Regions from separate parts of the Mus musculus genome. Here region 2 is linked to region 1. Evidence: chromatin loops called from intact Hi-C (ENCODE). Cell type or tissue: gastrocnemius. All regions are shown on one strand. Links, peaks and the distances in the headings refer to the core of each region. The heading gives the core; the rest is flanking DNA. Region 1 overlaps 5430427O19Rik (RIKEN cDNA 5430427O19 gene). Region 2 holds the start of Gm14762 (predicted gene 14762).

Region 1 (17,180 bases), core at 3,784-11,783:
CCACCCCACCCGGTGTGTGTGTGTATGTGTGTGTGTGTGTGTGTATGCGCGCATGCGAGAGTTGACACAAAGTCTATTTGTGTAGCCCTGGATGGCCTTAAATCATACTGCGTAGCCTAGGATGTGTACAAACTTGCAGCGATCTTACGCTTCAGACTTCTCACTACTGAGATAACAAGTCAGCACTACTGTGTTCAGCCTTCAAAACCTTTCTTTTTATAATTTCATCAGTTCTGTTTTGCTACTGCTACACTGTTTAAATTCTACATTTTAATGAGAAGGCCTAACAAGCAGAATATGCAGGAACGCCATGGCTCTTGACTTCAGTTGTGCTGATGACTTAGAGAAGAGAAAAAACATATTATATTCCCATTGAATTTCAGTCTCGATGATTCAGTTCAGCAAGCTTGTGATAGTGCTATCCTATGTGGCAGGAAATATTAAAAGTGAATATGGTTTATAGTGATACGGCTTTTCAAACTGTTATCCGGATGGTTTGAGGAAAGCTTTCATTTGGTATTAAAGACAGGGAATACATGGGTGCATGAAATTTACTTTAGTCGTTTTTTGTTTTGTTTGTTTGTTTCTTTTTTGTTTACCTCAAACATCCTTCCTTTTGTGCACATCATCTGTCTATGCTTGAATCCGGACTTGAGTTGGTTCGACTATTCATATTGATACTCTACTGCATTTCTTGCATGAGCCTCTCTGGAACAATTGTTTCCAAGATTTTTTAGATATAAAGCTTTTGTAGATATAAAGAGTATTGAAAACTGTGTAAACATCCATAGCAAGGTGGAAAATATTTTTGTTTGGTTTTATGCGATGGAGTCTCATTTAGTAGAGACTGTCCTTGAAACCCCTAAGTGACTGAGACACATCTGGAACTCCTGATATTCCTCCCTCTACCTTTCCAGTGCTAAGATGAAAGGCATATACCACCACACTCACATGAACATCATCTTTAAAACAATCTATTGTGACATGAATGGTTAACAGATTTGTAATACTCTTCAGAACTACAACAACCCCTCAATCTCACAGGCCTTTAATCCCAGCACTTAGAGGGCAGAAGCTGGGGACAGAAGCAGGTGGCTCTCTGTCAATTCAAGTCCAGCCTGGTCTACAGAGCCAGTTTTTGGACAGCCAGGGCTACACAGAAAAACCTCATTTCAAAAACCAAACTAAATATAAAGAAAAGTAAAGAAACAAACAATTATCCCTTTCTGTTCCCTTGAGATAATATAGTGAGCATCCACGTCTCCATCAAGTACATTAATTTGGCACATTATTTTGCCATGTTTATTTCTCATTTTTTCCCTGTCTCTCTCCCTTTTATGACATTTTTGAGAGTATGTTGTTGGCTTCATTACACATACCATCCATAAATTCTTGAGTGTATATTTTCTAAGAACACAAGCAATGTTTTACATAAGGATAATATAATTATGGCATTGAAAAAATGTAAGATCAAGCCAAGGGTGGGGACTCATGCCTGTAATTTGAGAACCTGGGAAGCTGAAGCAGGACAACTGATGTGAGTTCAAGGACAGCTTGAGGTATGTACTGAGTCTCGGGCTGACCCAGACTACAGAATGAGACCTTATATCAAAAAATGGAAGAGAAGTGTGGATTTATAAACTAGAAAAGTTGTTCCTTATTTTGAAAATCTCTTTTTTCTAAAAGTATATTTAAAATATTTTTAAAAGGTGCTCATAGGTTTGATTTTTCAAATGTAGGAAGTGATAAGGAAGAATATAAAGAAACATCAAAATTATGAAAGAATATATTTACTAATACTTCTGTACCAAAGTCCACACATTCTGAAATGAGTTATTTCCTAATCAGGTAAAGCTTTTAGATGTAGTTATTGTCTTTTAATATAACGATACCAGTACATTTGAAATCAAAATTATTTACTGGTAAAGTCAAATAGAAAAAGAAGAATTTTCTTTGTTCTTTTGTCTTTGACAAACAGTTTTTCTATGTAGTACAGGCTGGCTTTGAACTTGTGGTGGTCCTAAAGCCGCTGCATCTTGAGTGCAATGTATATGGTCACATATCATTACACCCAGTATAAAACCCTGCCTTGAAAAAAATGCGTGGCAGAAGAATAGTTAGTCACAAATTTTGTTTCATAACAGGAATTGAAAAATGAATGAGTCAGGGAAATGCAAATTAAGACTGAATTGAGAATTCATCTCACTCCTGTCAGAAAGGTTATCTATCATCATCATCATCAAAAAAAAAGGCAGCAAATTCTGGTAAAAATGCTGGGACAGATGAACTCTACTGTGCTTCTGGTGGGATTGTAAAAATGGGAATGCACTAAGGAAGTCAGTGTAAAGGTACTTCAAATAACTGAAAATAGAACTCAAGTGTGTTGACTCATACATGTAATCCCAGAGTTTAGAAGGCCAAGGCAGATGGATCACCACAGGTTGAAGACCATGTCTTAAAGAAAAAAAAAAAACTAAAGTAGAATATATGACTCATCTGTATCACTCCTGGGTATATAATTGAAGTCCTCTAAGGCAGTGTACTACAGAGATACTTGCACATCCTTACTTCTTGTTTTATTAGTTATGATAGTGGAGAAATGGAAACAGCCTAGATGTCCATCAGCCAATGTTTAGATAAAGAAAATAACAGATATACAAAATGGAATTTCATTACGCTGTAAAGAAGAATGAAATCAGGGTGTTTGTAGAAACGTCTCTAGTGCGCATGCGTATTAAATCAAGAAAGAGGTCATGTGAGGGGAAAAAGAAACCTTAAGAGGGAAGTGTTAGGGGAGAGACAGGGTAATGAGAGAGAAACAGAATTAGCAACAGGCAGGCAGGAAGGATGGAAGAAGGCAGTAGAGGATGGGGATTAATAAGAACAAAGTATAATGTCATATATGTATGAATGTCTGGTAAAGAAACTCATTACTTTATATGCTGACTTTTTTAAAAAAAAAAAAGCCTAATAATATGAGGCTGCGAAGATAGTTCAGTAGATAAATTGCTTGCTGTGAATTTGAATTTGGTTTTCAGAATCTGAATAAAAATGGAACATGGTGATGTGCCCTTGTAATCCCAAGGCAGGTGAGGGGCAGAGACCCTAGGGCTCTCTGGGCACCCAGCCTAGCATAATTGGTGAACTCCAGGCCAGTGGGAGCCGTTGTCCCACAAAACAAGGCTTCCAGTGCCTGAGAAATAGCATGCAAGCTTCATCTTTACCCTCTGCAGGCATGAGCACCTTCACATATGCCTGTATCTGCATACACATTAATAATACAAAAGAAATACAGACGAGTAAGATGAACTATTCAGGATATAATCTAAAATATACCATTAAGCCATTAATTATTTCTATCTCTAAAGAATAGAGTTTATATTTTATTTGTTTGTTTGTTTGTTTGTTTGTTTTGCTTTTGAGACAGCCTGTTTCTATAGCCCTGTCTGGCCTGGTACCTGCTACATAGACTAGACTGGCTTAGACTGGCTTAGAATCATAAACAATACTCCTTGCCCCAACTCTTCAGTGCTAAGATTATAGATGTGTGCCATCATGTCCAGAAAGAACAGACATTTTATTTAGGTTTTATTTTTTGAGCTGTTGGGACAGAGTCTCATGAAGTCAGGCTGGCCTCGAGCTCATTACATGGTATGGCTAAGCTTTTGATCCTTCTGCCTCAGCTTTCCCAGTGTTAGGATTTCAGGTGTGTGTTATCACTCCTGATAGTGCATGTCTCTTAGCCTAACATTCGGGAGGTGGAGGCAGGAAGATCATAAGTTCAAGACTGTTTTTGGCTGTGTAATGAGCTTCATGTTAGCTTGGGCTATATAAGAGCCTGCACCCTGAACACCAAAATTCAATTTAATAATAGCTGTATTCTAGTAAGTTTGCTGCTCAAAATCTGGCCTGAAAAAATATTCACAGACACCTATCCAATATTGCACATAGTGGCAAAACAAGAAAAAAATAAGCATGCATTATTTTAAAGGATTTACTACAGTGAAAGAAGTTTGTAGATGTTGAAACAGATGAAATTGTCACCACTGTCTAAAGGCTACTGTTTCTTCTTATTATTTTGAGATAAGCTCTTACAGCCCATGCTGGTCTTAAGATCACTATGTAATCAAGAATAGCTCTTGATTCTCTCATCTCTGACTACTGAGTGCTGAGATTACAGGTGTATTCTGACCCACAGCTGTGAGAAATTTGTACTAGCAGACTTGATGGCAAAGATCAAGATCATCTATGAAGTAGCATCCAACATTTTACTTTGATCTTTTTTTTTTCCTACCAGATTATACAACACAGTGTTGGGTAGTGGTTCCAGCTCACTGCCTCTATTTGTGTTTGGTCACTGGAGGTGTCCTTTGTACCCATCTCAGTCCAGCCTTTTCCAGTGTCTTAGTTTGTCATTACTGAAAGTATTCTCCAAGAGACAAGCTATGTTCTAGCACACTACCATCCCAAATGCCTCCCTTCCATACCAATCAGCAGTCTTTCTCTTTGCCATTGCCATTACTCCTTTCTTACACACAGTTTCCATTATTTTAGTGATGGCATTGGTTGGGATTTTATTAATATCCCACATAATACTGTTAACTATCTTGCAATAAGGAAGATATGAACGTAGAGTCCTTTTCTAATTTAGGTAGAGAGAGTCTCTGAAGTGCTATGTGTTTGAGGTGAGACCCGAAAATTATGAGAGATAGGCCAGGGTATAACTATAGAGTCTAAGCTCTCAGGACAGAAGAATAAATTATCCCAAGGATGGTAATTGGGATAGGTGGACCTGGGATAGGCTCAGCACAGCCAGGGTCTCCAGTCCTGTTGTGAACAGGCAGAGATGAGATTAAGCAGGCAGACCACACATCACGGGGGACTGACATATCTAGATGTTTGGTTGATGTGTAAACAGTACATTGGTAAAATTAAATTACCTGTGGAAGGTAGCTGTAAAATCAAGACTAATGAAATACTAGGCTACAGTATTGGGACGAATTCAGGAAAATATTAATATTGCTATATTCAAAATGGAGCATAAGTTGCTTATTAATGAGCATTGACATACAAAATATAGACGTCACTGCATCTTCTTCCTTTTACTTGGCAAGTGCTGTTGTTATTAACAGGGATGATGTCGTTTTCTCGGAAGAACAAAAGTGCTTGGTATCACAACTGTGTGATATTAACTACTTTCAACTATGCAGCAGAACAACATGCTCTAAATACAGGCTTTGGAGATTATAAACATGGCTTTCAACCTTGCTTTCAGTAGACAGTAGCTGCATGACCTAGGAAGGGGAGGTTTTCCTTCATACACCTTTCAGTAACATATAATGTATTAATTAAATAGTCTATATAGTCCATATACTAACACAATTTATTTTGATGTTGTCATCGATGTATATTATACATGTTGATGATATCCTCTCATAATTTCCATGGTCTGCCCTGCTACTCCTGCTACCTCTCTTTATTTCCCTCAAATGAACATTTTTATCATCTATCACCTTGTCAGTTCCTCACTTGACAGCTATGATAATATTCAATGTCCAATATTGTTGAAAGATTAGAAGTCAAATATAGAAAGTAACCAAAGAGGAGTTGTTATCAGGATGTCTGATCCAATTTACTTTATCTGCATTTCCCCCTTCTTTTCCTGTTTTTCCTTCGTATCCTCCTATTGTTCTTTTCTTTCCTTCTTTTTCCTCCCCTGTCTCTCATGAGATCAGTTCTCTAAATTAAGTCCATGCTGGTTCTGAACTCATGATCTTCAGCCTCAAATTCCCAATGCATAGGGTCAGGGTATGCCTCACCAAGTCCTTCTGTGCCTGCCTTTGGTTTGCTTGTTGTTTTATATCTTAATTTAAGACAGGGTCTTATCTAAAGCACAAGCTAGCCTGAAACTTATAATAACCTAGCCCAGACTAACTTTGAAGTAAGCAATTGTTCAAGTGTTGGGAATATGCTACTACACGCAGTAGTTGATTAAGGTCAAAGTTAACCAACCCACAGACCAGGACTCTGTTTTTATAAAGTTTAATTGGAATACAGCCATAACAATTTGTTTGCATGTTGTCTGTGTCTGCTTTTCTTCTACGATAGCAGAGTTGCAACAGACTCTGTATGACCTATAATACCTTAAATATTTGCTATCCCTAACAGGTATTTTTTTTTCCTTCTGTGGTTGGACCTAACAGGTATTTTTAGATGTCCCCTTTACAAAGTCCCTTCTCTTTATCTCTTTTTGCTTTGTTTTTCTTTTGTAGTTTATAAAGGTTCTCATTATGTAGTCCTAGCTGGCTTAGAATTTGTAGACAAATTTGGCCTTAATTTTTTGATCCTCCTGTCTATGGTTCCCTAGCGCTGGGATTAGATATGTGCTATCATTAGGTTCTCTAAAGAGAAAATCCTGTGTTTCTGCTCTAGAGTGTAAGTCAAATGCATGTCTATATACAGAAGTTATAACAAGAATTTCATGGTAATGTATACAGACACATACATAGAGATCTAGAAGGAAGAATTTATATTGAAGTTTCTTCAGAAAACCAAGTAAATGATTGAACAAAGTACTGTACTTTAGCCCATACTTCTAGTTTATGAACTTGCAAACCAGGCTAATTTTGGTATGCCACTGTCTGGTAATGATTAATGTAGGCTAAATCTGCCTAGAACATCTAATCAGCAGATGTCCTTGAATGTCTTCTTTTCACACTTAACCAGTGATAGAATCTAAACACACACACACACACACACACACACACACACACTCACACACTGGGAGAGAGAGAGAGAGAGAGAGAGAGAGAGAGAGAGAGAGAGAGAGAGAGAGAGAGAAAGAGAGAGCAAGCTTCCATAAGATAAGAAATAAAACTTCAAACAATAAGGTATATGAACAATTTAATCAGTTAGAATCAGTGCCTCAAATAAAATTAAGTATGCCTTTGAGATATCATGATAGCTTTATTTATTTATTTTTTTAACATTTCATAGGCAATAAAAATTATTAAGAAAAATGCTAGAAACAAACTAAAATCGTCCCAGGAAGTTTTTATTCTCTGTTTTGTGTTTTTTTTAATGGATTCTGTAATTCAAAACACTGTGTTCATTCTAGTGGTCCATTTGTTGTTATAAGATGAAATAATTTTTTAAAAACTAAGTTAAAATAATCTATCTATCTATTATTTATTTGTGTGTTCATATAATGGCACTTATGTGGAGCTCAGAAGAAAATTTGCCAAAGTTGGTTCTCACCTTCTAGCAAGTGGGTTCTGGGGATCAAAGTGAAGTCATCAGGCTTGGCAGCAAATGTTTTTACCTAGTGAACTGTTTTACCAGCTTTACCTGAGACCCCCTTTTGGTCAGGGTCTTGCTATGTAGCCCAAGTTGGCCTCAAACTCACAGCTGTGCTCCTGTGTCAGTTTTCAGAGTACTGGTGTTATAGGCTTGGGCTGTAACGTGCAGCTCAAATCAACTGTCTTTGTATATTTCTGTTTCTAATTTCTGTGCAGCGATAGTCTGCACAGCTTAGGAACTTTCAGAAAGCTCTGTGCTGTGCTTTCTACTGCCCTCTGCTGCCAGTTCTCAGAAACATCAGATTCTGGGTAAATTCACCAGCCCTCTTCCTAAATTCAGGCAATAGTCAAGTTTCAGGACTTTCTAGAGATAATGGAATGCTCACTTTACACACAAGCAGCCTAGTGTCTGAAAAGTTAGATAATGTAACTGTAAATTCTGTTTTCTGACAAATAGTGTCTGACTGCCTCGGGACACTGGATAAATTGTTCCAAAGCTGCTCAATTTTAACACCTGAAACTAAAACGGGATCTATTCAGTACTTCCGAAACTCCTGCAGTCTTTACAAAGATCTGTGACAAGGCAATGTGGTGTCATTATGGGGCACAATTAAAAATACCAGTAATTCCCTGAGGTCCCGACTTCCTCTTTTTGGAAGCTGATTTTATTATTGACTTTAGGTAGTAACTTACCTCTCTGGTGGAATCAATCTTCCTCCTTCAGTCTCTCCCTCTGTCATTTCAGACATAGTCTCTCGATGGAGTCCTTGCTAGTCTGGATCATAGCAGAGAAATGGAGCTGGCCTCCTCCTGTGTTTGTCTCTCAAGTGCTAGCCTTATGGATCTACTTCATCATACTGGCATCCCCTAGACATGAATATTTGTACTCAGATATCCCATCTCTTGTAGGCTTAAGAGGAACGAAGCTAAACATGCCCCCAGCCCCATTTCAGACAGCACTAGTGCCATATCTCAAAATATCCAGGCTCAAGGGTGCTGCTTATGCTATTGAGGCGGAGTTTTACCACGTTCACCTAAGCAAGCATCAAAAGCCAGAGCAATCTTCCCCCTGGCTCTAAAGTTATTTCAGGCCCCCTTTTCACCTTCATTTCCACATTTGAGAGCTTTTGTTGATTTATATTTGCTTTGGTTTCAAGGCAGTATCATATAGCTCAGCCTGGCTTCATATTTGCTATGGAATCAAAATAGACTTTGAGTTCTTGATCCATCTGCTTTTACATTCCAAGTGCTAGGAATATGGGAGTACTCTGCTATGCTTGGTTCCCAGTCCCTCCCATCTCTTCCCTGTCTCGTCTGTTGCCTTGATCTCAGCTCCTGTGTCAGATGGAGAATGAACCCAGAAGTCTCCTAGCTTGTATCCATAGCTACAGTCTGTCAATCTCACCCAAATTCATTCATCTTGACCTTTACTGTTAGACTTCAATACACCCTGATAATATTTCCTTGAATGTCAGATTGGGAATCCTTGGTTTTGAAAGATTGGGACCAGAAGAGGTTTGTTAAAGATTTTGAAATACTTGTGTCTTTCGGAAAATGCAAATTTTATGTATCATTCTGTACATACACATGACACCAAAGACAACTTTATACAATATATGTTTTGTGTGTGTGTGTGCCTGAACTGTGACATGAGATGAACTGTCCATTTATGGTGTCATATTGGCAGTAAAGATCATTAAAACATTGGAGGATATTTGATTTAGGATTTTTTTATTAGAAATTCTTAACATTACCTGAAGTTCAATGAAAGGCTTTCAGCCTTGTGTCTTTCAATGGATTTCTCCGACACTATTTCTCACTCTTCCCACCCAGGGGATAAATCTATCTCTAGACACTAGGATCGATTTTCACTTTACGAATCTGCACTTGGCTTCATATACATGAATGGCTGCCTGTTGTTGTTGTTGTTGTTGACAGTCTTAGCCTGTAGCAGAGGCTGGTTTTAATTCCCAAGTGCGGGGATTGTACCCTGCTCAGCTAGACTGGTGGAAACTCTACTTATCATAATTAAGATAATAACAAATCTCTTCACAAATAACAAACTTCTTCACTATTGTGAAGGCACGGAGACCATCAGTGCTTTTCATAAATATTCCCGCACCTTGAGAGAGAAGCGTCTCCCACATCAGATGGATGAATCTGAAGAGTGGGGGATACACAGTGGGAGATCTGGAACCTATCTGAATGGGAACAGGGGAAAGAAAGTCAAGTTCTTCAAGAAAGGCTCTCAAGGCATGTGCGACTCTGAAAAATCACACATTACAGACTGTCACTGCCAAACATGAGAGTAGCAAGAGAGACTTATTCACTATGTTGCTAGTCCCTCTTGTCTCTGACCTGCCCACTGTGTTGTTAAGAGAGTCCTGTGCTTCAGAGCCCACTGAAGGTCACTTTTGACAGCCTCTCATTCCTTCACCAAAATCCAGTTGTACAGAAAGTATCACCTTTCTGTTTCTTCTTAGTTACTCTAAAATATTTTTCTTTAGTTTTAAAATCTTTTTTTTCTTTTGTGGAACTTGGATTGAATTCAGGACTTTGCAACTGCTAGGAAGGAAGTACTATGACACTGAGTTAATTCTTCAATCCTAATTTTTTTTTAAAAAAACGTTTATTTTTAGTTTAGTGCCTGTGTGTATGTATATGTAACACATGTGTGCCTAGTGTCTGAGGGTGCTAGAAGAGGCTGTTGGACACTCTGGTTAGCATACAAATATGTGTTTCATTAGGACACATATATGGAAACCTATTCTTTATTTTCATCCACCCTCCCACTGCGATTTCCTTCCCTCTTTGCTCCCTTGGTTATCTTCTTCCTCTCGCAAACATCATGTAATCCATTGCTGTTTCTGGTTTCCCCTTGTGCTTTAAGTCATATTTCCTACCTCTCTACTTTCATGTTCCCTCTCCCTCTCCCTCTCTCTCATTTAAATCTATATAAGAAAAATGACTCATCTTTCTAAATATATTTCACTTCATATTCTGCTCTTCACTTGCACTCATTTCCTGTGAGTATCAAGTTGTCATTCTTTATAGCTGAGTAAAATGCTTTTATACGTACACACACCACTTTCTCAATCTAGTTATCTATTAAAGGATATTCATGCACCTAACTCCTTATCTTGGCTACTGTACTGGCTAGTTTTGTGTCAACTTGACACAGCTGGAGTTATCATAGAGAAAGGAGCTTCAGTTGAGGAAATGCCTCCATGAGATCCAACTCTAAGGCATTTTCTCAATTAGTGATCAAGGGGGAAAGGCCCCTTGTGGGTGGGACCATCTCTGGGCTGGTAGTCTTGGGTTCTATAAGAGAGCAGGCTGAGCAAGCCAGGTGAGGCAAGCTAGTAAAGAACATCCCTCCATGGCCTCTGCATCAGCTCCTGCTTTCTGACCTGCTTGAGTTCCAGTCCTGACTTCCTTGGTGATGAACAGCAATGTGGAAGTGTAAGCTGAATAAATCCTTTCCCCCCCAACTTGTTTCTTGGTCATGATGTTTGTGCAGGAATAGAAACCCTGACTAAGACAGCTACCATGAATACATATGAATTTTCATGTATCTATATGGTACATGGACATCAGGGTCATCAGGTATCTATTCAGGAGTGCTGTAGTTGGCTCACATGGTAATCTCATTTTAGTTTTTAAGCGAACTTCTGAATCGAGTGGCTGTACCAGTTTAGATTCTGCATTAGTGACTTGTATTGTTGCTGTGCCAAAATGTCTTGACAAAAGCAACTAAAGGGAGAATGGATGTATTCTGTCTCATGGTTCAAGGTTTTAGTGCATCATGGTGGGAAAGTCTTGGCAGCAGGAGCAGGAGAGAAGCAGGAGGCAGCTGCTCTCATTCTGTGTGCAGTCAGAAGTTTGTCTTTTAAGTAATTCAAGATCGTGGCAAATTGGCAACCATTATTAACCTTTACAGATGTTTCTTCTTTACCCAAACCCTTGGCAGTATTTGTTGTTTGATATATTGATGAGAGCCATTCTGGCTAGGTTATCGTAGAATGTCAAAGAAGTTCAAATTTGCAATTCCCTGATGGCTAACAGTGTTGTCCTTCTTTTGGTAACTGTTCTTTTCACTTGTACATTTTTAAAAGAATTATTTATTTTATGTATCTGAGTACACTGTAGCTGTCTTCAGACACACCAGAAGATGGCATCGAATCTCATTACAAATGGTTGTGAGGCACCATGTGGTTGCTGGGAATTGAACTAGGACCTCTGGTAGAGCAGTCAGTGCTGTTAACTGCTGAGCCATCTCTCCAGTCCCACTTGTACACTGGTTTGTTTGTTTGGTCATTTGTTTTTCAAGGTAGGGTTGTTCTACCATGTAGCCCTCTTTGCCCTGAAACTTGCTCTGTAGACCAAGTTGATCTTGAACTCACAGAGATCTGCTTGCCTCTGCCTCCCGAGTGCTGGGATTAAAGGCATGTGCCACCACTGCCCTGCCACTTCCTTTTGAATTTGTTAGGTATGTTGGATATTAGTGCCCCCTGGAGGGGATTGCTGGCAACAGTTTGAGAGATAGAAACACACACACACACACACACACACACACACACACACACACACACACACTTATGCCTATTCTGTTCTCTTACTTGGAATCTTTGCTTCTTTATCTCAAAGTTGGGTTCATAGCTTCCTATGTAGGAAGTACTCTTTGTCAGTCAAAGTTTAATCCCATCACAATGTTGCAGGTGATGAAGCTAAGGAACTTTCAAAGGGACCAGATTGAGACCTTTACCCTGTATTTTCAGGTCTTCGTCACCATCAAAGAAAGAATTGGGAGACAGGATAAGATAAGGAATTGAAAACAAATATGCTTATGGGGCGAGTGCAGGCTTCTCAAGCTGAAGGAATCGTGGAATTTCATTCATTTATTTATTTATTTATTTATTTATTTATTTATTTATGTCTTTGAGCCACGACATCTTTCTGTAACCCAGGTTGTCCTGGTAACCAGTTGTCTTTACCTCACAGCACTTTTACTGCTAGGGATCTGGACTCAGGTTCTTGTGCAGTTGTGTCAAATTAATTCATTTCCCCAGCCCATGGAGGTATCTATAGCAATGATAATATAAAATATATTGATAATATAATGAGAATGATAGAGCAACAGTTAGTTAGTGGTTATCTTGGTAGATTATGTTTATCCAAACTGTGTTTTGAGGTAAACACATGTTTATTCCATTCTTTTTTTTTCCCACTGTCAGAATGGTGACATGTTGTTCTGTTGTAGTAAAGGTCTACAGTTGCATCAGCCCTTAACAACTGTGCAGTTTGCCTTTTTTATTCCTTTGCCTATCAGGTTTATCTCAGTGGCTTCCTCCACCCAGGTTTTACCTCTGAGTTCCAGGATGCTCATATGTAGAACTAGAAGATCAGTTAGGAACGGGCATATGTAGAGAATAGCTTTGATTTCACCAGGTCATCACACACATATCCTTGGCAATGTCTTCATGTGGCCCCTGGTTAGTGCTCTTTGTAGTTCTGTCTGCAATATTTCTATCCTAACTGTAGGCATCTTTCAGGTACACGGGCTTTCAATATCTTTTCAGTTTGTAAGGAGACTTGATAAGGTAGCCTCAGGACTGCATGCCTATCTGAACCATGTGCCTGTCTGATTTGCATCTTGTTAGGCATGAGAGAATTTCTGAGAGTTCCTGTTTCCTCACTCTCTCCATGGGAACTAGGGTATGGAGAGCAAAGGAAATCCTGAGTAAGTGAAGTTCTGCCTGAGTGAGCATGTGTTGTTGGCATGGGCACAGCCAACTCAAAGACCCTAACCTTAGGACCAGAAGAAAATGGCAAAGCCTTCTTTGGATGTCCAAGTGTGGGCATTGGTAGTGTGTGCAGGAAATGTCTACCATAGCTTTCTTCCTTCAGATATTTACAGCCTGAAGGCTTTTACCTTATAGAGGCTGTTCCTACTAGGATTAGCTAAATCTGTTTCCTTCTTTCAGTTACATGCCATAACACCACTTTCTTCTTTATCTGTACGGAATCACCCATCCTCCTTGTTCAGCCATATGCATTAATGCCAAATCTCTGTTCAACTCTATGTAATTGTCCTAGCTAGGGTTTCTATTGCTGTGACAAAACCCCATGACTGAAAAGCAAGTTGGGGAGGAAAGGGTTTATTCAGCTTACATGTTTGCATTGCTGTTCATTACAGAAGAAAGTCAAGACGGGAACTCAAACAAGGAAGGATCCCGGAGGAAGGAGCTAATGCAGAGGCCATGGAGGAATGTTGCTTTCTGGCTTGCTCCTCATGGCTTGCTCACCTTGCTTTCTTGTAGAACCCAGGACCACCATTCCAGGGATGGCACCACCCAAAATGCACTGGGCCCTCCCTCATCAATAACTAATTAAGAAAATTCCTTAAAGCAAATCTTATGGAGACATTTACACAACGGAGTCTCTCTCTATTCAGCTAACTCTAGCCTGCATGTCAAGTTGACACAAGACCAGCCAGCACAACAAAAAAACACGCTGAGCTCCTGGGGTGCTGTGGTTTTTCTATTAGAAAACCTCATCCACCTGACTTCAGTTTTTCTATTTGTGTTTCTCTGTGTGTTTGTCTTTTCCCTATACACTCTAGTCAGGTCCATCGCAGGAGCCTTTCTGGACAGGGCAGTTGGCTACTGACTTCATAATGCTGACCCCAAAATATTACGCCCTAAGCTTTTAATGCTTTTGATGTTAGATTATGAAGTTCGAAATCTCAAGTTATAGTATCTCAAAAATCATTCTTTTATTATTAGTACACTCACCTCTCTCTTTCCTTTTGATTTATATGAGACATGATTGGGCATAGGCTCCAGATCCTTCTGCCTCGACTTCCTAAGATCATGGATGCATAGCTCCATGCTTGACATTTAGTTTCTGTTTGCCTGTGTGTTTTGAAACAGGATCTCACTGTCAACTTTTGTTTTTTATTAGTTTTTTAGACTCTCTCTACGTGGTCCCAGCAAATCTCTGCCAAGATTCTCTAAAATTTATATAGTAATTCCAAAGTCAACAGTGAACTTTTGCCGTGATTCGCAGTGATATTGAGCCTGTAAGGAGAGTGGCTTGCTGCAGCCTGGTGGGGACGGGTTAGGGAAGTTACTTTCTCACTATTAGAGCTTCTATGGTCATCTTTGTTGGCTGGCTAGTTATTCTTTCATGTGTTTAAACTTTATCTTTTCATCTGGAAACTAGTTTTATTGAGGTTAGAACTGTACTTTGAAAGTATTTCTTTAAGGTTGACATCATATTTTCCTTTTTGTCCTTATACTAAGAATACAAGCATGATTCACAGATTAGTTGAAAACTTAGCTTTGTACCTTTCTGTTGCATATTAACTTTGCCTACATTTAAGCAACTGGTGAATCTGATTAATATACTTTGGAAATAATTCCAAAAAATACAGATACTTATACATTATCTTTGTACAATTTTTAAAAGGAACATTCTAGTTACTTGGAAAACATGCATATAAAAGAAGGGCTGAAACTTAAAAACCATAACGTTGTGTACCTTTAACAATGATACTTCTTTTGACTTTTCATCTTCAGTGTCAAATCGACAGGTCTGTTTCAGTAGCCCAGCCCTTGTGATCAAAGACAACCAGCTCTCCTCACTGTCGCCCATTGCTCAAATTCCAGGAATGCCACTGTGTTCCTTTTTTTAGAAAATGCAGCTGCTGGTTTCTGGCTTGTTCTCTCCACCCCAGACTTCAATGACAACTGTTAAAGACGTGGAAGGGGGAGGGAAGGTGTGGGACGTCTTACTGTCAGGAAAGAATTTTAATAACTAGGGTAGAGGTAAACTTGTCAGTTGAGTGTAGACATTTCTAGGATATATTCTGTGATGTGAGAGGAATACAAAGAAAAATCCAACATAGCCTTAAAAGGTAGGGGGAAACATTGGTCTTTCATAATTTATCACTTATAAATTAGTTTCAGAACTCTTATCAATCATTTCATCAACGTACCAAACACTTTTAGAATCCCTCCTATATCCTGATTGCTGTCTAGACCCCAGGAAAGAAATTTTTAAAATTGAGCAACATTACAGTTCTTGTTTCAGTAGAATTTGCCACATATTTCTTCAGTCTTTTCTCATAACATACTAGCCATGTGGCTCTCCAGCTAGCAATGTCTCCACTCCCGGCACCCCTCCGGGCACAACATAATTCTCTTGTCCAATTCTTACAGCCCTTTGTAGTCATATTCCATGCTATTGTACCAGCCCCATTTCTTCTCAGCTTTTATTTTGTAGTGAATAGTCCATGCCACAGCGTCTTCTTATAATTTTAAGTCAGTAGCCCCAACTTCTGTTTACCCTTTATGCTTTCGCTTCACTGCCACATGCCTTAAGCCACATCTTGTGAGTCTTTCTTTTATGCCCTTTTCTTTATGCTACCTTTGTGCCTACCACTGTTATAATCCTCAGTATTATAATATTGGGATTATTTGTATCCAGTTTATTTTCTTCCATAAGAGAAGGATGGTCCTTTCATCTTTGTATCTCTAGCATATAACATAGGTGTGGTATACATTAAGTATATAGTGAGTGAATGAATTAATTTATCTTTCATTTTTCATATAGCAACTGTAAATTAATTTTTTCTAGCCTTCTTTCCTCCCACTATTTCTCATGAATTCTCTTTTCAGAATGCTATCAGAAGGATATCTCAGTGGACTTACCTACTGGAATGACATTCATTGGAATTGTGCATCTTATAATGAACCGGTGGCTGGGGACCAAGGCAAAGAGACAAGTTCTGTTGCTGCTCTTTCATATTCCTCTGTGGATGAAACACAAGTTCAAAGTCTTTATGTGAGCTGCAAATCCTCTGGGAAGTTTATTTCATCAGTGCATGCAAGGGCGAGTCAGCACAGCAGAAGCCAGAGCAGAACAGTGCTGCAGGCAAACAGCAACCCTGTATTTGAAAGTCCAACTTTAGCTGCAGTTGGTATATGCAGAGATGTGATCAGGGAGACCTACTTGGTTCCACCTTCTTGTAAAAGTATTTGCAAAAATTACAACGACTTACATATTGCAGGGGGACAGGTGATGGCCATTAACTCAGTAATGGCAAATTTCCCCTCTGAGAGCAGCTTTGAAGATGGTCCTTTGCTAAAGTCATCTGAGATTTCTTTGTCCATGGAGGATTCCACTTCCACTCAGCTCACTGAACTTCCCCTCAAACCTATCCAGCGGTACTCATCCTACTGGAGGATAACCAGCATCAAAGAGAAAAGCAGCCTGCAAATGCAGAAGCCTATTTCAAATGCAGTGCTCAATGAGTACCTGGAGCAGAAGGTGGTGGAATTGTATAAGCAATATATTATGGACACTGTGTTTCATGACAGTTCTCCTACCCAGATTCTGGCATCAGAATTCATCATGACGAATGTAGATCAAATTAGTCTTCAAGTGTCTAAAGAGAAGAACCTGGACACTTCAAAAGTCAAGGACATAGTTATTAGCCACCTGTTGCAGTTGGTATCATCTGAGATCAGCACCCCTAGTCTTCATATTTCTCAGTATAGCAATATAACTCCATAGAGAAGGCTCCTGTCAATTCCCCTTATTCCTATGAATCCCAAGGCACTATTGTATTAATTTGATCAGAGGATGTGATGGAGGGAATTCTGGAAGGGAATTAACAACTAGTAAAGGACACTTTGAGAAATCACATATGGAAAGGAACAGGAAGAGGAACCAAAAGAATGGTTTCAAGGACAAGTTTATACAGAATCAGAGCAAAATTAAAAATGATCACAGAGAGAAGGAAGGTACTGTGATTCAATTTTAGGAGTTCTGAAACTGGAAGTTAAGCCAAATCAGGAACAAAAGGAAACACTATGG
Region 2 (16,713 bases), core at 4,634-12,633, 54 kb before region 1:
AAGAAATCAGTAGCCTTCCTTTATACAAATGATAAATGGGCTGAGAAAGAAATTAGAGAAACACTCTATACAATACCCACAAATAATATAAAATATCTTGCTGTAACTCTAACTATGCAAGAGACATATTTGTATGACGAGAACTTCAATTCTCTAAAGAATGAAATTGAGGAAAATATCAGAAGATGAAGATATACTCTCTTCCTGGATAGGGTAGAATTAACATAATAAAAATGGTCATTTTTACTAAAAGCAGTCTACAGGTTCAGTGCTATTCCCATGGAAATTCCAGCACAGTTCTTTACAGACCTTGAAAGACCAATTGTCAACATCATGTAAAAACAAAATATCCAGGATAGCTAAGACAATGCTGTACAATATAAGAACTTCAGGAGGATTCACCATCCCTGATTTCAAGGAAAACTACAACACAGTAGTGATGAAAACTGCATGGTATTGGTATAGAAACAGACAGGTTGATCAATGGAATAGAAGAGAAGACCCTGAAAAACCCACAGGCCTAGACAAAACCAAAACCATACAATAGAAAAAAGAAAGCAGAGGCCCCTAGGTCTTTATATACCCCAGTATAGGGGAACGCCAGGGCCAAGAAGTGGGAGTGGGTGGGGAGGGGAGCAGGGCCGGGGGAGGGTATAGGGAACTTTCAGGATAGCGTTTGAAATGTAAATAAAGAAAATATCTAATAAAAATCATCGGGTTATTGAATGTAAAAAAAAGAAAAAAGAAAGCATCATCATCTTCATCAAATGATGTTGGTCAACTGGATGTCTACATATAGAATAATGCAAATAGATCCATATTTATCACCCAGTACAAATCTCAAGTCCAAGTGAACCAAATACCTCAACATGAAACTGGATACACCAAATCTAATATAAGAGAAAGTGGGGAAGTGCCTTGAATTCATTGGCACAGTAGGAAAATTCCTAAACAGAATACCAATAGCTCAGACAAAGATCAACAACTAATAAATGGGACCTCATGAAATTGAAAAGCTTTTGTAAGACTAAGTCAACAGTCAACAGAGCATAATGACAACCTATACAACGCAAAGAGCTTCACTAACCCTTCATCCAACAGAGAACTAACTCAAGAAATTAGACAATAATAAACTAAATGACCCAATTAAAAATGGGGTACAGAGCTAAACAGAGAATTCTCAACAGAAGAGTCTCTAATGGCCAAGAAGCAATTAAAGAAATGCTCAGAGTCTTTAGTCATCAGGGAAATGCAAATCAAAATGACTCACCAATCAAGATGGCTAAGATAAAAAACTCTCCACATGCTAGAGAGGATATGAAGCAAGATGGACACTCCTCCATTGTTGGTGGGAGTGCAAACTTGCACAACTACTTTGGAAATCAATTTGGTGGTTTGTCATGAAATATGGAATAGTTCTACCTGAAGAGGCTGGTATACCATTCCTGGGTATATACCCAAAATAAGTCCACCATACCACAAGGACACTTGCTCAACTATGTTCATAGCAGTTTTATTCATAATAGCCAGAAACTGGAAACAACCTAGATGTCCCTTAACTGAAGAATGGATACAGAAAATGTGGTTCATCTACATACTGGAATACTATTTAGCTATTAGAAACAAGGACATCATGAATTGCACAGGCAAATGGACGGAACTAGAAAATATCCTGAGTTAGGTAACCCAGTCCCAAGAAAACATGCATGATATGTACTCACTTATAAGTGGACATTAGCCATAAAGTACAGGATAACCACACCACAATCCACAGACTCAAAGAAACTGTGTAGTGAGTGCCCAAGAGAGCATGTATGAATCTCACTCAGAAGGGGAAAGAAAACAGTTATCAGAGGTGGATGGATAGAGGCAACTGAGTGGGAGAAGGGGTGAGCGGGGGTATATGGATTTTGAATAGGTGTCGTGGGAGGGAGTGGGAGAGGTCTGAGGTGGGAATGGAACTTGGTGAGGGCATTTCAGGAACTAGCTGGAGACCTGGGGTTGGGGAGGCTATGGGTATTCTCTGTTGGTAACTCTAGCTGAAACTCCTACCAGCAGGAGATAGAGAGAGTGAAGCACCACATCCTGTAGCCAGGTAGGACTTCTAGTGGAAGGAGGGGTTTGAGAACATCAACTGACCCACAAAACCTTCAACACAAAATTTGTCCTTCCTACAAGATGCACAGGGATAAAGATGAGCTGAGACTGAGGAAGTAGCCAGCTAATGACTGTCCCAATTGAGACCCATCCCATGTGAAAGAGCCAACCCCTGCCTGACACTATTAATGATACTCTGCTGTGCCTTCAGACAAGAACATACCATAACTGTCTTCTGAGAGGCTTTACCAGCAGTGAATGGAAACACATGCAGCTATCTGTGTCCAAATATCAGGTGGATCTTAAAGACCTATAGGATCAACTAACCTGGATCCATAGGGGCTATCAGAGACTGAACTATGAACCAAAAAGCATACACAACTGGGCCTAAGCACCCTGCACACATGTAGCAGATGTGCAGCTTGGTTTCATGTGGGTCCTCTAACAATTGTAGTGGGGGCTGTCTCTGTTGCTTGCCATTGGATCCTCTTCCCTACCTGGGAGTGCCTGTTTGGGCCTCTGTTGAAGAAGAGGAACTTAATTCTGCTGGGACTAGATGTTCCAGGGTGTGGTGGTACCCAAAGGGGGGTTCCCACTCTGGGAGGAGAAGGGGAGGGAGTAATGTGGGGAGGAATTTGTAAGGTGGTATAGGGAGAAGAGGATGGAGGGGACTTTAATCTGCATGTAAAGTGAATAAGTAAATTATTGAAAAGGAGAGATTACACAAATGTATGTGTATATTCAAAATATTATTACCGAGTTTATCACGGTTGTATTTTATTAATTATATACCAGCCAAGCTAGTCTTGGAGATACTAAACATATCAATACAGAGCTTAACATATATTGAGTGTCTATAGTTAACATCTATGAGAAAAATATTTTACAAAGCTCTATTTTTAGGAATAAAAGGATACTTAGTCGGGCATGGTTGTGTACTTTGTTAGCTGAGTAGGATTGTGAAGCAGTTTCTAGCCTGCTAAGGCTTTAGCTAAATGACACCTTGTCTTACAAAATTTTAAAAAGGAGAGAGAAAGAAAAACACAAGCTGGCCTCAAATTTGTGATCTTAATGCATCATCCTTGGAGCACTGTCATTATAATTCCAGAATTATAAATTTCATTAATGAAGCTATGCTGAGATGTACAGTTATTGTACAGTTATTGTAGTTAATTAGTGAAGTTCTCAGATTTCATCAGAGAAGTTTCTTTGGATAGCAGTTAACTGGTTACAGTGTAGAGAATAACCAGTCATGAGGTATACAGCCACAAATGGGATATCTGTATGGGCAGTATAAATGGAAGTTGATGAGTTATTATAATAAAAATAGACAGGAAGTTGGGATCGGGTGTGGAAGTATAAGTGAATCTCAGAGAAGATGGATGTGAATTGTATCATGAATTTCCCAAAGAATTAACAAATAGAAGACTAAAAAATAAATATTTTGTGCTGGAGACGTAGCTTAGGTGGCTGAATGCTCAAGTAGTGTGCACAAAGTTCTGAGTTTGATTCCAGGCACTGCATGAACCAGGCTTTATGTCTTTCAGCTCTGACTCCAGGATTTTGAAGGTGGAGTCATGAGGATCAGAAGTTTAAGGTTGACCTTGACTACATAGAGAGGTACTATACTACATAGTCAGCTTGGGTTATGTCAGACCTTCCTTTGGGAAAAACCAAAACAACAAAATATTCTTTACCTTTATTTATTTATTTATTTATTTATTTATTTATTTATTTTTGAGATAGGGTCTTTTTTGTGTTTTGTTTGTTTGTTTGTTTGTTTGTTTGTTTCAAGACAGGGTTTCTCTGTGTAGCCCTGGCTGTCCTGGAACTCACTCTGTAGATCAGGCTGTCCTGGAACTCAGAAATCTGCTTGCCTCTGCCTCCCAAATGCTGGGATTAAAGGCGTGCGCCACCACGCCCGGCTTTAAGACAGGGTCTTATGTAGCCCAGGCTGATTTTTAAAAGGCCATGTGTGTAAAAGACACTAAGAATGAACTTAAACACCTGATTCTTCTGCCTTCACTTCTAAAGTGACAGATTACCATTGTGTACTACCATGTTGTTGCTGGGATTACACATGTTCACCACCACTCCTGGCTTATGAAGTGCTGGAGAACCGCAGGACTTTATGAGTTTATGTACATGTTCTCTAACAACTTAGCTTCACCCCTGACCTCTTGTTTTTTCATTGTCTCACGTGTGTCTGGTTGAGTTTGGTCTAGAACTCACTATGTAACTCAGGTTGCCCTTAAATTTACAACGATCCTCTTGCCTTAGCCTCTCAATTGCTGTGAATATAAATGTACAATGCCATGTCTGCCTTCCCTGTTTGGAGGGAGAATCTTATGTACTCTAAGCTGGCCACAAATTCATTATACTGCCTAGACTGGCCTTGAACCCTATATTTTCTTGTCTTCCAATCACTGGATTATGCATATGTCAACATGGTCTGTTTTTCATTTGTTTGCTTTTGTTTCCTGAGACAATGTCTTCCTACATGTCTGACTCTGTCCTCAGGCTTACTATGAGCCTAAACTCTCCTTAAAGATGTAACAATCCTTTTGCCTTCATCTCCTGAGTATTGAGATTGTAGATATGTACCACCATGACAGTCTTATATTTCAACTTTCACATAAGTTACAGTCATATGAAATAACCCGAAAAGAGGTTCATGAAATCTCAAATGAAAACTAGGTTGCAAATTAGATTTTTTTCATTAAAAAGACCAGGAGAAGTATGACTAGTAAAATCATTGCCTCCGCAATCATAGTAGGAAAAAAAGAACAGGAAATCACCTTTTGTCTTGTATGTATTATAAAATAATCAATTTATTAAAATTCAGTGAAATTACAACATAAATGTCACTTGGTTATATGGGACGTGTTTAGTTTCCCGTAACTCCTGTGAAAGACAATAACAACATAAACTTGGTTGTCAAATACACACAAACTTATAATCTTACAATTCTATGTTTAGCAGTTCCAAATGACTCTCACTGGGCTAAAATCAAGGTGCTAGTAGGATTACATTCTTGTGTGGGAGATCCGTGGGAGAGTTGTTTTCTTGTCTTTTTCAGCTTCAGAGGTTACCTGCATTCCTGGAGTTGTCATCAGTCTGCCTGTTATTTCTCACCGCCTGCTCTTCTGACACTCTTGTCTACTTTCCAGTACATTTGTAATTGCATCGAGACCAGCAAAAGTAAGTTAGGATAATATCCCCATTGTCGCTCAACTGATTACTAGCCTTTATGAAATTTGAAACCTTAATTTTCTGTTGCCATGGAAGACTATGTATTCATAGTTTCTGGGGATTCAAATCCGGACGTTTGGGGAAGGTCATTACTCTGCTACCATGGAATCGAAGGATAAGAGCTGCTTCTGTGACTAGTGAGGTGCAAACCTAAGAGTGGAGATTGCTGATTTATCTGCAGAAGTCAAATATGATGTCAAAGGCTCATCTCGAAAGTACACAGTACAGTTTGAAGGCAAGCCTGTTGTGTTCACTTTGTACCTACTCTGAGCCCAGGAAGCAAGCAGATACCTAATTATTTAATTGCTTTACCCTTTTCGTGTGTGTGTGTGGTGTGTGTGTGTGTGTGTGTGTGTGTGTGTGTGCGCGTGTCTTTGTATACACTCATGAGCACCATGGTGCACATGGGAAGATCAGAGGTCAGCCTCTAGTTGTCAATTTTCCCCACCATGTTGATCCCAGGGAGAAAATATGGTCCATCAGGCTTGCTGACCTGTGTATTTACCAAATGAGTAAACTTATCTGCTCCCTTGTTTAGGTTTTAAAGACAGGGCCTCCTTCTGTAACCTAGGCTGACCTAGAACTCAAAACAATCCTCATGGGTCAGCCTCCTGAGTGCTAGAGTAACGAACATAAGCTTCCATATGCAACTGGATATGCTATTGGATCATTACATAATTCACATGGGTATCAAAATATCACATTAGACTCCATAAGGCTGTGCATTTACACATGTATAAAAAGCATTAATATTTGCTATTTCTAGTGATTCAGGCCTAATTGGGAAGCTGACTAGGAGTATATCGAAAGTCAAGGCCAACCTGCTTTACATAGTGAGTTCTAACCCAGATAGGCCTTCGTAATGGGAACTTATCTCAGAGAGAGAGAGAGAGAGAGAGAGAGAGAGAGAGAGAGAGAGAGAGAGAGAGAATCTTCTTTTCATTTTTTTCTACACCAGAGTCTTGAACAGCTTGCAACTCTCTTCCTATGGCAGGTCTGATCCTGCAGCAGCAGTGTTGGGGTAGATTCTGAGCTGTAAAGGCAAGAGAATGGCAAGGCAAGCAGTCAAAAATGTCTCTTGCTGTTTGACAGAGTTTGATTGAAGGAATGCAGCTGAAATTGAAACCAAAAGAGGCATTATGCTTCCAGAAAAAAAAAAAAAATCTCGTGGTAATGTACTGCAAGCAACATATCGAGAGCTAAAGGACAGGGTGGAAAGATTCAAACAGTTTCTGTGAAAGTTGGGGACTAAGTTCTCTAAGAATATTGTAGCACCAAAGTAGTTCTACATCACAAGGATTAATACTTCGTATCTCAAAAATAGAGAGTTGGGTTCTAGCTGAGCTGCTTGTTTGTCTAGAATACATGAATCCACAAGTTCAATCCTTAGCACTGTGTAAACCAGGAATGTGTTAGGACATACTTGAAATTCTAACACTCAGAAGATTGAGGTAGGAGGGTCAGGAGTTCAAGGTTATTCTCCAAATTCCTAGGCTCAATCCCCACTACAATAAAGAAACACAGAGAAAGAAAGAGGTGAGGAGGGAGGGAGGTAGATAAGAAAGGAGGGAGAGAGGGAATTATGGATGGATGGAGGGAAGGAAGGAAGGAGGGAGGGAGGGAGGGAGGGAGGGAGGGAGGAAGGAAGGAAGGAAGGAAGGAAGGAAGGAAGGAAGGGAGATCAATTCTTTTTTTTTATTAGACATTTACTTTATTTATATTCCAAATGTTATCCCTTCCTGGTTTCCCCTCCAAAACCCCCCATCCCACCCCCCTCCCCCTACTCACCAACCCACCCACTCCTGCTTCCCTGTCCTGGAATTCCCTTACACTGGGGCATAGAGCCTTCCCAGGACCAAGGGTCTCTCCTCCCATTGATGACCAACAAGGCCATCCTCTGCTACATATGCAGATGGAGCCATGAGTTCCACCATGTGTACTCTTTGGCTGGTGGTTTAGTTCAAGGGAGCTCTGGGGGTATTGGTTAGTTCATATTGTTGTTCCTCCTATGGGGCTGCAAGCCCCTTCAGCTCCTTCACTCCTTTCTCTAGGCTCTGCCAGTGCCTGACAAATACAGAGGTGGATGCTCTCAGCCAACCATTGGACTGGGCATAGGGTTCCCAATGAAGGAGCTAGAGATTGATTCTTAATTTGTTAAAAATGTGCTTGTTTTTGTTGTTTGCTTCAGGGTTGCTATTGCACCTATGCTAGGAAAGCAATGTACCACTTACTTACATCTCCAGGCCAAAATTATGCTCTTTGCGAAACAACTTTCTGTAATTTCCTAGAAATTACTCATAAGACTAAAATCCCTGTGAAACTGTTGTGGCTGCTCTCATCCTGTGATGCCTTTCCAGCCCATTCTATTACCAGAGCTCACCCTGGTAAGCTGGCAAAGAAGCATGTCTAAAGGGCCCATAGCCAGATGTGGTGGCTCATGTCTGTAATTCTAATACCTGCAAAGGGGCATGTGAAGTGGAGTTAACACAACTTTGAAGCATCCTTAACTGCATGGTAAACTCTAGGCCTTCTAGACTACAATGTGAGACCCTGTCTCTGTATTTTTCAAAAAAATGTAGCAAGGCTGTGGGGACCACTGGGGTGATAGCTCAGTGGGTAAAGCATTTGACATGCAAGTTTGAGGACCAGAATCGGAATCTCCAGAGTCCATTTAAAGGTGGACATGCCCCAGTGGAGGGGAATGCCAGGGCCAGGAAGCAGGAGTGGGTGGGTTGGTGAGCAAGGGGCAGGGGGGAGAGGATGGGAGGAGGATGTTTTTTAGAGGGGAAACCAGGAACAGGGATAACATTTGAAATGCAAATGAAGAAAATATCCAATAATAATAATAATAATAATAAAAGCTGGACACGGTAAACGTATGTCTGCAATCCCAGAGCTCCTGAGGAAAAGACCAGGAGGACAAGTCCTTGCTCCTAGAATGTGGTGACTCACACCCCAGGTTGTTCACTGAGTTCCACATGAGTGTCATGGCACATGCACACATGCACTCATACACAGGCACATGTATAATTGTATACATGTATGCACAAACATCATACACATACTACTAAGTAACAAAAGTCAAATAAAGTAATACATTAAAATAAAACATAAATAAGTAAATAAATAAATCAGAAATATATAAATGGCAGAGGCATTTCCCCGTAGATGAAAAGAATGAATGGCACAGGATGTATGAAAGAAAAGCAAGATACAGTATTGAGCAAGATGATATCTATGGAGACCATCTTTCCAAGGCTAAGGAAATATCTACATAGGACACCTGCTACAAGTAAGGCTCTATGTATGATAGTAGCTAAAGGCTGGATTTCCTCTATCTGTGAGAACTCGTTACTAGTTTGCAGACAAGAAATGTCTATTCACTCTGTGTCTTGTGTGCATTTCTTGTTTTTATTAAGTATTGTATAAGTGTTTCCAGTGCTACAAAAATATTGTCCATTCCCCAGAGTCCTCATCTAGTCCTGGCTTTCTTCTAAGATGCATCAGCAGTGGTGGTGGTGGTGGTGGTGGTGGTGAGGTAGGGGTGGGGATCACTTGAAGAAGATGGCTTAAACAGCATGATAGCACTGTGTTGACTTATCTCCAATGGACAGCCAAGGGGGGGGGGAAGTAACGTAAGAACTATTGATTACATCGGCAAATATTCTTTGACTGGACGTGGCAGCTTCCATCTACAGCCCCTAGACTTAGAAAGCTTAGACAGGATTGCTGCAAAGTTGAAGGCAGTGTGGGTTACATAGTGATTACTATGTCAGCCTGGGCTACAAAGCGAGGCTGTGTCTCAAAATAATAAAAATTTGAATTAATTAATCAATTAAAATTAATACCCCCCTTTAAGAGTGCAGGGGTCTATTTGGGCTCACAGTTTGAGGCTACAATATGTCCTGGTGGGGAAGGCATGGCAGTAGGAATTTGAAACAGCTAGTCCCATAGTATCCACCAGAGACAGGGATGAGCGCTCAGCTCATGCTCTGCTTGCTTCTTCCTTTTCAGTTAGTCTTTAGCATCACAGAAGGGGACTCTCTTTGTTTAGGATGGCTCTTGGTGCTTTGTTGTGTGGCAACCAAGACAAGGTCTTAGTTTGTAACCCAGGCTGGCCTGAAACTCCTGCTCCTGCCTCCTATGATAACCTTCTTGAGCCACCAGCTCTAGCTGCCATTCTAAACTCTTAAGAGTGACCTTTGTTTTTAAGAGTGACCTTTGTGACATTTCTTCCTTCCCTCGGCTCTTACAAATTAAGTTTCTTAAAAAGTAATGTATTTGGAAGTGAATAAGGCAGATGATGGACATGGGAAGCCCAGATCCTGGGCCCCAATCAGATCATTTTTTAAATTGAAATTTGATTTGATTTTATGTGTATAAATGTTTTGCCCGCATCTATGTCTATTTACCATGTGCTTGGCCAGTGACCACAGAGGCCAGCAAAGGACATTAGACTTCAGGGACTGGAATCATAGACAGTTATGTACTGCTATGTGGGTACTGGAAGCTGTACCCAGGTTCTTTGGAAGAGCAGCCAGTGTTCTGAAGTATCGAGTCAGCAGAACTTCTTTTTTAAAGGGGAGTATCAGTCTGTGGCACAGGATCACACTATTCAATCCTTCTATTGGCCTGAAAATGGAGCCCTTTCTGTCTCTTGTGCTGTCTCCTGTGGTGGAATCGCCCATCATCACTCCCCACACTTTCTTTGAATTAGACAGGATTTTTAAAAAGAGCAGAAAGACTCGGTGCCCTGGAGAGAAAGACCCATCCCAGGTAAGGTCTGGTTTTCCTCACTGTCTCCTTATAACCACTTCGTGTCCCACAAAACTATTCCCTCTTCTGTCCTACACAGAGACTTTCTTTGTTTTGGCAGTGTAGGGACAGAAGCATGGTTGTGAGAATACTGGGCAAGTGCCCTGCCATTGAGTTTCATTCCAAGATGCCAACATGGAGCTTTGAGACAGAAAAGTCCCCCATCTTTTCCACAAGACCAGCTGTGAATAAATCTATTTCTTTTAACTTACTTCTGTCTCTGGGATTTTCAGTCGAGCAGTGAGCAGTATACAACTTCAGTTTCAGTAACAGAACTAAGTTTCTGGCTTTCCTTTTCCCAAGTAATTTATTGTCTTACCCCTTACCTGATTTTCCATAAGGGTCTCCTAGTTTCCAAAGAACAGCAAACATATCTGTAAAACATTGGCAAAGAAAGGCAAAAATAACGAATAAAATAAAAAGAAAACTGTTAAGGAAGAACAGTTTGTTCCTAGTCCTTCATTAACTTAAAAGTCTATTCTAGTTAGAGAACTGTCTGAACTTTGATTCCTCCACAAAAAGCAAATGAGCTTTAAATCATTATAAATGTGAAGGAGCGTCACTAGCCTTCATGACAAGGTGATCACAAGTAACTGCCTTTCCCATAACAGAAATATTTAACACATATGATAGAAATATAAACAGAGCAATGATTTGTGATGTCTCAATATGTTCTTCCTTGCTGAAGGACTGTTCAACTAGCTTTAATCAGTAGTAAGGGCAAGCAGACAGGAAAAATAAACCGTGAAAAAAAAAAAAAGAAAAAGAAAAAGGGCAGAAAGCATGGCACTGTCCAAATGGTAATACTAACAGTGCCTATCAGTTCCAGAAGTATAGCTTTGTTCAGGTTGGACTAGGAGTTTTATAATTGTTTTGGATTTTATTGGCACAAAACACCCATCTTTCTGTGAATGTGACCTTTCATTGGAATTCCAAAGCTAGTGGGAAAGTTGATATTCAACTTTGGGCAAAGGCAAAGGGGTGTATACTCATTTTATACCAACTTCCAGTAAAGATACTACCACTCTTTGTTGTGTATTTCACAACCAGATTACATAACTTCCCCCGGGTATGTCAGCAGCAGCAGGTAATGTATTTAAATAACATCAAAAGTACACATGGGTACTGGGCTTTTATTTAGGGAGGTCTCAAATGCACTGCATCACTCCCTGTCTTCCCTGTTGGTATGTAGAATGGGAAGATAAGAAGGCAAGGATGACAAAAGGGTCCTTACCAGTCTGCGAGGAGAAAGTCATGAATGAGTTCCCTATCTGTTTCATTGTCCTCTCAACCTAACACCCACACCCACATTACATAAGGAGTTCCTAGCACATGAAAGAGGCTCTTTATATTGCCTCAAAAATGACACAATAATGATGTGTTTCTCAGCTTTCTTTCCTTGTATTTACATGCCCAAAGCCACACATGATTTCCCCTTCTGTTCCGACTGGGACTTTTCCTCATACCACATTCACACTGTCTTAATCCATTTCCTTGAGAACCTAACATTTTAGTGACTGTCTTTCAGTTTCTGATATAGTTCAGCTTTAAACATGGTGAAAAATATATTAGATGGAGAAGTGCATCAAGCAGGAAGTCAATATTTGCTGAGAGCCTGCTACTGGCCTCCTACCTTTACCCAATGACAAGAGGATGAAATGCAAGAAGTCGTCTCTTATTCATGAGACTGATTCTATCCTTTGCCAACAATGAGGAATTTTTCCTACCTCACTAGTTACATAAAGACTGAGCTAAAGAGATTGCTCAGTGAATAAAGTGATCTGCTTTCAGTCTTGATACTCAGAGTTTGATCCCTGGTACCTACATACAGTGAGGGTCTCAGCATCAGATGTATAATGTGAGGACATGACTGCTCCAAACATGGTAGCATGGTTCTTATTATAGCTACTGAGAGCTACAACAGCAGGGAGAGAAAGTAGACCTAAATAGTAGACTGAGCCAGGCCATGACAGAAGTGAGGGAGAGAAAAAGTGGAGAGAGGGAGAGAGAGAAAGAGAGAGGGAGGGAGAGAGAGAGAGAGAGAGAGAGAGAGAGAGAGAGAGAGAGAGAGAACTAGAAGAATGGGCCAAGACAGAGAGGATCAAGGAGGGCACATGATCAAAATGGCAGGGTTATATAGAGATGAGAAGCTGGGGAAAAGGAAGCCCATGAACTACAAGTTTAGGGGAGGGGGAAGGGTGAGAGGAGCTGAGCAGACCCAGGATACCAGCCAGATGGACTCTGAAACAAGTATTTGTGATGCTGAGGGAGCCTGGAGGCCAGCATGTGCTTTGGTATGCTAATAGGCAACCACAGTTAGCCTTTTGTCCTGAGTTTCCTTTGGACCTGACAGTTCCCTCCTGGTGGAGGGAGAGAACTAACTCTGGCAAGCTGTCCTCTGACCTCAATTGAGGTGTCACTCCTTGCCATGCTCCTGTCACTGGCACACATAGCAAAGAAAGAGGAAGGTAGGGAAGAGACAGGGAAAGAAATTGAGGGGGAAAAGATTGAGGAGAGAAGATTGAAAGGAGAAGGAGTGAAGCCAGTCTTGGTGACTCCTATAACTTCAGCCCTCAGGACACTGACGCAGGAAGATTGCAGCAAAAGCGAACCTAAAGTTAACCTAGGCTACACTGGGAACTCTAGATTCCAGCCTGGGCTACAATGTAAGATTCTATTCTAAAAACAAAGAAATAGGGTCCAAAGAGATATCTGAGATATTAAGAGCACTGGCTGTTCTGCCACAGAACCCAGGTTCAATTTCCAGCACCAATGTGGTAACTCCAGCTCCAGGGGATTCAATTATCTCCTCTGGCATCTTTATTTTTTTAATTCATTATTATTATTTTTTTGGCTGTCATGACTCCCTACCCTCATTTATTTTTATTTCATACGGACACACATGTGCCTGAGTGCATGTGAGTGCACCATGAGTATGTGGGTACCTTCAAAGGCCAGAAGAGGATGTTGGATTGGTCCAACCTTGGGGTTGAGGTAATAATGGTTGTAAACCAGTTAATATGGGAGCTCTGAAGTTATCAGTTAAATTCATTTGGTCCAAAACTTGTGTTAGTTTCACTGTGACTCTGTCTCCTTTGGCATATTAAGGCACACACTCAGAGAGAGAGGGGGGGGAGGGAGAGGGAGAGAGAGAGAGAGAGAGAGAGAGAGAGAGAGAGAGAGAGAGAGAGAGAGAGAGAGAAGGGAGCAAGCAGCCCTCTTTATAGTGTGCCATTTTACCAAAAGCTGACTGTTGCCAGCTAACTGTGGGGGTGGAGTTTAGACAGAATGCTAAGGTCATGAATGTATGGGTACCACACAGACCGGAAGAGAACATCAGATCTCCTAGAGCTGTGGAGTTATACGTGGTTGTGAACCTCTTGCCTTGGGTACTGCAAACTGAGCTAAGATGCTCTGGAAGAACAACAAATGCTTTTAGCTAATATGTTGTCTTTCTTTTACTGTTGTTGTTGTTTGTTGGTTTGTTTGTTTGGGGTTTGGTTTTATTGTACTCACACTCCTTCTCTCTCTCTCTCTCTCTCTCTCTCTCTCTCTCTCTCTCTCTCTAACTCTTCATAGCTCCTCCTCCCATATCTCTCAATAAATATGTCTTTTTTTTTTTTTACAATCTATTGAACCCAATTAGTGCAATCCACATATACCTGATTATGGGATCATACATTGGAACATGGCTAACCCATCAGGTGTTTCATCCACCCTTAAAGAAAACTGGCCATCCCTCTACTAGCAGCCATTAACTATTAGTAGCCCTCTAGCTAGGGATGGGTCTCGCATGCTACTCCTTCATATACTCTGGGTCTTATTGTTTTTGAAATAGCAACTTACTATATATTTCTGACTAGTCTGGCACTTACTATGCAAAATTTTCCTGGGCAGGTAATGGGAAGTTTTATCCTGCCCTGTATGCTTGGCAGCAGCAGTTAGCCATGGCCCTCTTCTGGTCTCTATGGACTCCAAGTTTGAATTATGTTCCTATTTATATACACACATAAAAAACACTGATACTCGTGACATGGACAGTAAGTAAGTCTTTAGCAGAAGAGTATTAGTACTGGAGAAAAGCAGAAAAGGGGGATTGAATCAATTCTACCATAAAAACTCAGTCTTTAAAGAAAGAAATCGAGGAAGATATCCAAGATGGAAAGATCTTTCATGCTCATGAATTAGTAGGATTAGCATAGTGAAAATTACCATTTTACCAAAAGCATTTTATACATTCAGTGCAATCCTTATCAAAATTTCAACTCAATTTTTTACAGACCTTGAAAACACAATTCTCAACTTCATATGGAAAAAGCACACACACACACACACACACACACACACACACAAAATCTAGGATAGCTAAAATAATCCTGAACAATAAAAGAACCACTGGATGTACCACCATTTGTGATTTCAAGTTGTACTACAGAACTATAGTAATAAAAATTTCATGGTACTTGTGTAAGAACAGAGAAGTTGATCAATGGAATCAAATTAATGACCTAGACATAAATTCATACACAAATGGACACTTGATTTTTCATAAAGAAGCCAGAAATATACACCCCTTAAAAAAGCATCTTTAAAAAATGGTGCTGGTCAAACTGGATGTCTGCATATAGAAGAAGTCAAATAGATCCATATCTATCACCCTTCACAAAACTCAAATCCAAGTGGATCATCAAAAACCTAAACATAAAATCAGACACACTGAACCTGGTAGAAAAGAAAATGGGGAACAACCTTGAACACACTGACAAAGAGACAACATCCTGAGCAGAGCACCAACAGCACAGGCACTAAGATCAACAATTAATAAATGGGACCTCATAAAACTGAAAAGTTTCTGTAATGCAAAGGACACCATCAAAAGGACAAAATGGCAGCCTATAGAATGGGAAAAGATTTTCACCACATCTGATAGATATCTAATATCCAAAATATATAAGAACTCACGAAACTATATATTAAAAATCAAATAACCCAATTTTAAAATGGGTTACAGATCTAAACAGGAATTCTCAATAAAGGAAGCTCAAAGGGCTGAAAAACACTTAAATGTTCAACATCCTTAGCTATTATGCAAATATAAATCCAGACAACTTTGAGATTCTATGTTATACCTGTCAGAATGGTTAATATAAAAAATTCAAGTGACAGCATACACTGGTGAGGATGTGGAGCAAGGGAAACACTCCTCCATTGCTGGGAAAGTGAAAACTTGCAAGGCATTATGGGAATCAATATGTCAGTTACTCAGAAAGGTGGGAATCGATCTACCTCAAGACCCAGCTATACCACTCCTGGGAATATACCCAAAGGATATTTAACCTACCACAAGAACACTTGCTTAGCTATGTTTATGTGGCTTTATTCATCATGGCCAGAAACATGAAAGAACCTAAATGTCCCTTGACAGAAGAAGATATACAGAAAATGTGATACAGCTATACAATAGGATACTACTCAGCTATTAAAACCAAGACATCATGAAATTTGTAGGCAAATGCATGGAGCTAAAAGATATCATCCCAAGTGAGGTAACCTAGACCCAATAGGACAAATATGTTATTATTCACTTGCAAGTAGATATTCGCTGTTTAGTAAATGATAATCAAACCACAATCCACACACCCATTTTTAGTATATGCCTACTTACATAAGATCATCATCTAGCTCCATATGAATATGTGGAGATAATAGAAAAATCTCTTTGGGAGGATCACAGAGCAAATAACTCCTCTTGTTTTATAGGCTGTAGCTATTTACACATGAAATGACAGCACTGCCATGTAGCCATCACCCTTGTCTGCACTGATCATAGGAGGAGCAAGAGTCATAGCTTAGAATGTGAAGTGGATTGTCTTTATGGATTATGTAGTGACATCAAGAGTCACTTGGATGAAATATAGTTTTACTTGAGTTTGTTAGCCTTCGCATTTATCATATAAATATTCTTAAAATATCCGTGGAATTGACTTAAATGAGAGGGGAATGTGTTTTGCATGTTTTTTAAAAAATGTATTACTCTAATTGTTATGCATGCCATGACACAAGTGTTTCTGGCACAAGTGTGGAAGTCGGAAAGCAGCATTGTGGAGTCAGGTCTCTTCTGACTTATGCATGACTGTCAGGGATTGAATTTAGGTAGCCTGGCCAGAAAAGCAAACTTTCTTTACCCAGGAACCATCTTGTTGGCTCTAAGAAAAGAACTTCCTGAGTGTGCTGTCCCTTAATTCACACACGGAATATGTATACTTTCCTCTAACTTTTTTGTTTTGTTTTGTTTTTGAGACAGAGTCTCCTGTAGACCAGGATGCTCATGAACTTGCTCTGTCATTGAGAAGAATAACCTTCAACTGACCTCACCTTTCAGGCATTGAGATTACGAGTGTGTCACCATGTGCAGCTGAAATTATACTTTTATATAAAAATGACTTACTTTTAAAATGTGTATATAATCATAGGATGAACCATAGCATTGTGTGTTTTCTTTTAACATTACTAAAATAAACCATGCTCTTTTACATGTTAGAAGTCAAC

The links. Hi-C counts contacts between places; a loop is a spot of excess contacts. Peaks named below come from ENCODE experiments on the same cell type or tissue, not always from the same donor. Only the 100,000 strongest peaks of a DNase experiment are listed, where the experiment ranks them.
Region 2: it touches region 1 in a loop (4-fold over the local background); 3 of 42 quality-filtered maps call a loop at or near these places.

Annotation. Positions count from the first base shown.
Region 1 is chrX:85,871,850-85,889,029 of GRCm38, forward strand. It overlaps 5430427O19Rik (RIKEN cDNA 5430427O19 gene), which reads left to right. Exons shown (of 2, transcript NM_001163539.1): 2 at 15,980-17,180. The coding sequence starts at 15,981. The coding sequence ends at 16,877. Among named protein-coding and RNA genes, the nearest start is that of 5430427O19Rik, 10 kb to the left of the region's middle. In gastrocnemius, for the core only: a CTCF peak has its summit at 7,572 (motif pointing left); DNase peaks (open chromatin) are centred at 7,561 and 11,095.
Region 2 is chrX:85,816,752-85,833,464 of GRCm38, forward strand. Gm14762 (predicted gene 14762) reads left to right here and starts at 9,910. Exons shown (of 2, transcript NR_152196.1): 1 at 9,910-10,125. It also overlaps a transcript of 5430427O19Rik not described here. In gastrocnemius, for the core only: no CTCF peak of the experiment used is centred there; no DNase peak of the experiment used is centred there.